Linked DNA regions of Homo sapiens: region 2 is linked to region 1. The links are chromatin contacts, found by Hi-C or POLR2A ChIA-PET in ENCODE. All regions are on one chromosome and are shown on one strand. The core of a region is the stretch at or near the end of the contact, and the rest is flanking DNA. Distances in the headings are between cores, read along the strand shown. Region 1 overlaps ETF1 (eukaryotic translation termination factor 1). Region 2 has its middle 11 kb from the start of SNHG4.

The links. Hi-C counts contacts between places; a loop is a spot of excess contacts on that map. ChIA-PET counts read pairs that join two places held with the same protein, here RNA polymerase II (POLR2A). Pooled maps may share reads with other maps.
Region 2: a loop to region 1 is called in a pooled map, with 8 times the contacts of the local background. The contact joins two enhancer-like sites. A Hi-C loop is called at or near these places in 6 of 50 pooled maps. POLR2A ChIA-PET finds 5 or more read pairs at or near these places in 5 of 52 experiments (GM10248, GM12878, HEK293 and 2 more).

Annotation. Positions count from the first base shown.
Region 1 is chr5:138,503,434-138,506,655 of GRCh38, forward strand. It overlaps ETF1 (eukaryotic translation termination factor 1), which reads right to left. Exons shown (of 11, transcript NM_004730.4): 11 at 2,662-3,222. Among named protein-coding and RNA genes, the nearest start is that of ETF1, 38 kb to the right of the region's middle. Within about 2 kb of position 1,523, at least 12 of the 41 ENCODE cell types and tissues checked have a DNase peak (open chromatin) inside an H3K27ac peak, as active enhancers do.
Region 2 is chr5:139,261,185-139,264,406 of GRCh38, forward strand. No RefSeq gene overlaps it. Among named protein-coding and RNA genes, the nearest start is that of SNHG4, 11 kb to the right of the region's middle. RefSeq lists an enhancer at 1,471-1,540. Within about 2 kb of position 1,592, at least 6 of the 41 ENCODE cell types and tissues checked have a DNase peak (open chromatin) inside an H3K27ac peak, as active enhancers do.

The DNA.
Region 1 (3,222 bases), core at 273-2,772:
CTTCTCATCACTTCCAGGATTGCTCACCTACTTGGGGCCAAGGGCCCCCCAGGAAGCCCTTCTTCATGCTGTTTTATTTCACTCTGTAGGGATGACCTGCATTTGCACTGGCTTTGGAACCAAACAGACCTGACTTTGAGTCCCAGATTTTGCCACTTAGTAGAACGTGGATGGGAAGATATAAACAGCATCTCCCTCACTACGTTTTTCTAAGGATTACATAACTGTTCAACAAATGTCAGTGACTATAGTTACTTCACAGACGGATAGCTCAAAGCCCAGAATAAGGAGTAAGAAAACTGGGCAGAGCTGGATTGAGACTCCTGGGATCTCCTCTCCGTTCACTCATCCCTACTCCTTTGTTAAACTGCCCTCTCCACTTTCCTAAAATTTAAGGGCAAAGCAAGTTGTCCCAGGCACCTCTTAATGCTTGTCAGAAATCCCCCCTACTTCAGATGAAGCAAATTTCTTCCAGTCAGCATCCTTAACTCTATACCACCACCTTGTGGTCACCAGCACAAACTTTCCCTGGCCACTTCCAGAGGACCAAGGTTGGGAGAGGAAGAACCATGAGTAGCTGCCATCCCAGTCCTTGCTAAGTGCCTTCATGTGCCTTACTCCATTTAATCCTTATTACAGGTGGTGAAACTGCTACTCAAAGACATGGAATAATTTGCCAGCCTCTCAGGTGGCGCCAGGATTTCTACCTCAGACCTCAGAGATCCTGCTTCCTACTGCACTCTCCTGATAGCTTCCTGGGAAGCTGGCTGGCACGGCACTTCAGATTCAGGGACTGCCTGATACTGTGAAGTCACAAACCCAGTTAACTGCAGAGCCAGAGCCTTTTTTTCTTTTTTTCGAGACAGTCTCTCTGTCGCCCAGGCTGGAGTGCAGTGGTGCCATCTCGTCTCACTGCAACCTCTGCCTCCCAGGTTCAAGCAATTCTTGTGCCTCAGCCTCCTGAGTAGCTGGGATTACAGGCGCCCACCACCTGTTCGGCTAGTTTTTGTAATTTCAGTAGAGACGGGGTTTCACCATGTTGGTCAGGCTGGTCTTGAACTCCTGACCTCGGGTGATCCACCTGCCTTGGCCTCCTGAAGTGTTGGGTTTACAGGCGTGAGCCATGGTGCCCAGCAGAACCAGAGCTTTTCTTGACTCCCTTGTTTGGTTCTGGGCTCTTAGCTAAGCCCCAGGTAAGCCTGCCAGTTTCAGGGAAGGACTCCTGGAGATGGCTGTATCTGAAACAGAATTCACCAGACAGGGTTTTAGACTTGATTTACAGAGAACCCTTTAGGTGGTGAATTGTTTTCACCTGTTATTTCTAGTGCCTGCTATTCAGCCACATCCTCAGCAACTTGCAGCACCCAAACTGCCACAAAACAAGCAAGTAACTGTGCCCTGCTTCCCTAGCTCTAATCGGATGCTCCCACACCACTTGGCTGTTCAGTTCCTAGGTCCCCTGAGACCCAGTCCCATCAGGGCTGGACTTGGCAGGCAGGAATCCCCTGGCATTCACTCAAGCTGGCAACAAAGGAGAAGCTGGCATGAAACTTAAATTCCACCTTGGCTCTCAGCCCTAAATCCACCGTGCCTGTCTGGGAGTGTCATGGCATGCGTCTTGGAGCCAGAGAACAAAAGATGGCAAGTGCTGCAGGCCCAGACAGGCAAGGACCACAGCCCATATATCCTGCACCACTGTGCTGCCTTCCAACAATTTTGTCTTCAAGAACAGCACCTAGACACGCATTAGGAGGGAAAATTACACTTCCACCAGCACAGGCATGTTCGCCCCTTCCCAGCTGGTAATTGAGTTTCGTCGTCAGAGCTATCACCTAGATCAGGTAAGAAAATGGGTGAAAAGTACGCCAAGTGCCATTACTGGTCAATTTTACTTAAAACAGTTTTCTCAAACCTGGAGAAAGCAAACCATGCACCACCTTGGCTCCTCAACTAGGCTTCCTAAACTACCAAAGAGGCTCTTTAAGCACCTCAACCTTGGGGGAAAACAAAGAAAACAAATCCTCTTCTGCTCTGAACCTGGCCTAGGAGCCCTGCTCCTCTGGACCAGCCCCTGACCTGCTTTTGGGTGGGCTACTACTCTCCTACCCAGTGTAAGGTATGTAAGATGAAGGAGCGTGGGAGAGAGAGAGGGCCCAGGCCTAGTTTCTGCTATTCCATCTGGACCATTCTATTATAGGACTCAAAGACAGATACAGAGAGAACTTTGGAATAAGGCCTGGGATAAAATTTTGGTGTTATCACTAAAGAGCTGCTACTTAACCTTCTTTTGTTCTGTTTCATCACCTGTAAAATTGGGTACACCATCTACCTCCATGGGATGCTGGGTTATGGGATAATATACTTAACATACCTTAAAAAAAAAAAAAAGCAAGATTCCCTTTGGCATGCATATAGAATGGGGGAGAATACAAATTAGTTTGGCCCCAGCAACCTGAACCTTCTTCTTCTAGCATAACTCTGGGATCATGACCTCAGAAAAACTTTGCATATACCTTTCCATAGACAAATGTAGTAAACACAACTCAAACCCAAGGCTGAAATGCTATTGGCCGTGACTAATCTGAGGTATGCCTTGGAGAACTGTCTCCACAGTTCAGGCCTTTCTAGACCAGTCCTAAAAAATCTCAAGCACACAAAGTATATTCTTAAATATGGTTTAATACTCTTCTCCATTTCTGTACATCACAACACCAAGATTTTGCTGCTTAGTATCTCTCTGCAGAGGCTATAGAGAATGCAAAGGCTACGGTTTTCACCCCCTCTTATATGTGTTTGTATGTGTAAGTGTAATACATATCAATATATATTGATACACACATCAATATATAATGCAATATATATCACCGAAGAGAACACATTGATTAAAGAAATACAAAAATTTGGCATCATTTCCAAACTTAAATAGTAAAAATAAAAACTACAAAAGGAGCTGCATACCCTAAATGTATCATGTGAAACAACAAGCATATTCAAAAATGTAAATTTACATCCAATTTCTCTGGTCTTGTCATATCACATCAGACCCATTTACAATGGCAAAACCCTAAGGTACTGCTGTGAAGAGAGCATGTTTGCTCGCTCTTGGGTGTTCTGCAAACAAATAGCAGAGCCCAAAGCAAAAAAGCCTGTTCCGGTGAAGTCTCCCACGTTGGTGAACACCAAATAATGGACTCTTCTCACAGGGGGTTGAGACATCAGGTT
Region 2 (3,222 bases), core at 342-2,841, 760 kb after region 1:
CTGCTGCAGCTTCTACCACCATCATTCTCATAGTTACTGTTCCAGATCATAGGTGACTGATTGTCTGGGTGTTCTTCTCTTTATGGACTGGGATTGCACCTTTAATGTTTGTACCCCTAATACTTTTTTTTTTTAGACAGAGTCTCGCTCTGTTGCCTAGGCTGGAGTGCAGTGGCACAATCTTGGCTCGGCTCACTGCAACCTCAGCCTCCCAGGTTCAAGCGATTCTCCTGCCTCAGCCTCCCAAGTAGCTGAGACCACAGGTGCATGCCACCACACCTGGCTAATTTTTTGTATTTTTAGTAGAGACGGGGTTTCACCATGTTAGCCAGGATGGTCTCGATCTCCTGACCTTGTGATCTGCCCACCTCGGCCTCCCAAAGTGCTGGGATTACAGGCGTGAGCCACCACGCCCAGCCCTGTGCCCCTAATACTTAATACAGTGCTCAACATTCATCTTTCCATCCCCCACTCATTATTTTTTAACAATTATTTCTTGAGTATCTACTGTGTGCTAGATATGGTGGGTATAGCAGTGAACAAGGTAGACAGGGCCCTGCCCTCAAGCTCACATTTTAGTGGCAAACAGTGAGTGCTCAGTGAACAGGAGGCTCAGTGGACCTCAGCCCTACTGGGAAGCCTCTGGAGTATTTCCTGTCAGGAGCTACAAAGCAGGGAGTACAGGTTCTGTGGGGGGAGAGTAGATTTTCTTGGTGACCTCTGGACCTCTCTTTGTCCAGGTCTCCTTGGGACTGGCCATCAGGTATCAGCAGCAGGGAGGGAAGAAATGAGGAAGGGAGAGAGAGGCAAGTATAGACAAGGTCTGAGTCCCTAAAGACAGGGAATTGTGTGTGGCTCAATGCCCATGGCCACTTTGCCGAGGCAGTTTGGTAATCAGCTTTCTTTCCTACACTGGAGCAGAAGAAAGAAATAGAGCCACACAGTGAAAGACGTAAAAGGATAGAAATGATAGAGGAAAAAGGAAGGAGAGAAAAAATGGAACAGAGAGGAGGAGGAGCATAAGGAGAGGGAGTAAGATTGAGGCACAGAAACAAGGCCTGCAGGACTGAGCCCTGCCTGCGTCATTGGCGGTCAGCTCTGGGGTATAGCTCTTCATTTGGGTCATCAGGGGAAAAAAAATATTCAATTTTGAACCCTTGGAATTCCCTAGATGCTTTCAGTAGCCCACTGATCCCTCAAGTTGTCTTTGGCTCCATCTGGCCATCCCAGGAGGCTCCCGCCAGGGACCTGCCAGCCCCCAGACCAAGATATAGTCATTGTGGACCCTCTCAAGCAAAGGGCAAGTGAAGGAAAAACAGCCTGTCTGAGAACAGCAGCCACTGGTTTTCTTCGTTTAAAAAAATTTTTTTTAGTGCTTATATAATTGCAGAAACCACTGATTTTTATCTTTCTCAGAAAAGACCCTGTGTTCACCATCTGTTTCCTGACTAGGGGCTTCAGGCCCTACTCTCTGAGACACTGGCCTAACAGTATCCTAATCTGTAGGCACAGAGCAGAAACTTCCCTGAGCTGGGAGCTGGGGAGGCAGGGCTCCCAGATGCCAAGCCGCAGTCTGAGTTCCTTACAGTGATGCTGCTCTTTCTAGAAACCTCAGCTGCTCGCTCCTGAGGCTGGGATGCCATCTGCTGCTCAGCTTAGGAAACTGGCTGATGGGCTGCACAGCCAAGGCTGAGTCTGGTGGGGGCTGGGCAAGAGGCCCGCCCTGGGTCTCAGGAGAGCCATGTTTTTTGTTTCTGGATAAATCCAGTACTGGCCTTCCGGGACAGAGCAAATAGTCTGTCCTCAGTCATTCTTCTTAGACTAGACAAGATGCCTCTCTTCGACAAGAAGAGACCTAGGGATTTTAGGGGGATGGGTGGGTCTGCTCTGCCCTTCGCAAAGTTCAGTGTCATCTCAAGGTTAAATTACCGAGAGAGGTCCAGGCTGCCTCTGAAGTTCTATAGATTTCCTCAAAGGGTTTATTTTTGTCTTTTCTTTTCTTTTGCTTTTTTTTTTTTTTAATTTGCAGGTTTAACTAAGATTATTACAAGTTGAGTTAATTGGCTGAATGAAATAATGAGGCCAGGCCTAGAGGAAGTGGGGCTTTGAAGAAAAAAGCATGCTCATGCAGAATTGAAATAAAATCTTCAGACTCTCAGCAGTTTTTGAAGCCCCTGCTCTTTGGACTGTCCTCGTTCAGGCTCCAACCCAGATAGGGTTGGGAACTCTAGTATTTTAGGGGCCACATATTTGTTGGTATTTCTTGAAGAAATGGTTATTCTGAGGAAATTTTCTACAAGCCAGTGTGGTAACCAGCCTCCAGGATGATCCATCCCCAATGCTGTCCATGTACTGATATTCATGCACTTGTAAATCCCCTCTCCCATATGGTACCAGGGTTTGTCTGTGTGACCAATAGAATATGACAGAAGTAATCATATGTAACATACAAGATTAGGTTATAAAAGACACTGTGGCTTCTTTCTTGGTCACTCTGTCATCTGATCACTCACTCTGGGGCAAGCCAGTTGCCATGTAGTGAACAGTGCTGTGGAAGGTCATGTGATAAGGAACTAGGCCTTCTATCAACAGCCAAGTGAGCCATCTTGGTAGCAGATCCTCTGGCCCTCATCAGGGCCTCAGATGACTGCAGCCCTAGTGGACGGCTTGACTACAACCTCATGAGTGACCCTGAGCCAGCTTAGCTGAGCTGCTCCCCAATCCTGACCCCCAGAAACTGTATGAAATAAACATTTGTTACTTTAAGTTCTTGAAGTTTTGGGATAATTTGTTTTGCAGCAACATAATAAATTTGTTGTATGGTATTATTATTATATCATGGTATATCATCTGCATTATATCACTTCTTTTCCTTATAAAGTCTGGTGTCTGGACTCCACCCCCTTAATCTCTCTAACCTCATCTCTTACCACCCTGCCTCCCCGCCGGCTTAGTCTCACCCTTGGCTCAGTCTGCCACAGACCCGTTGAATTTGCTTTTCTCTCTGATGGAACTCCCTCCCACTCAACCAACCCCAAAATCTCTGCATGGTAACTTCTTTATCTCCTTCAAGTCTTCATTCAAATGTCACCTCCTCAGTATAGCCTGTCTTGACACTCTTCACTCCTTGTATAGTAACTCCTACATCTTCCTTTTTTTTCGCTACTGTATTCTTAGCCCTTATAGTTATATAACATGTAATAAAATATCTTTTACATATTT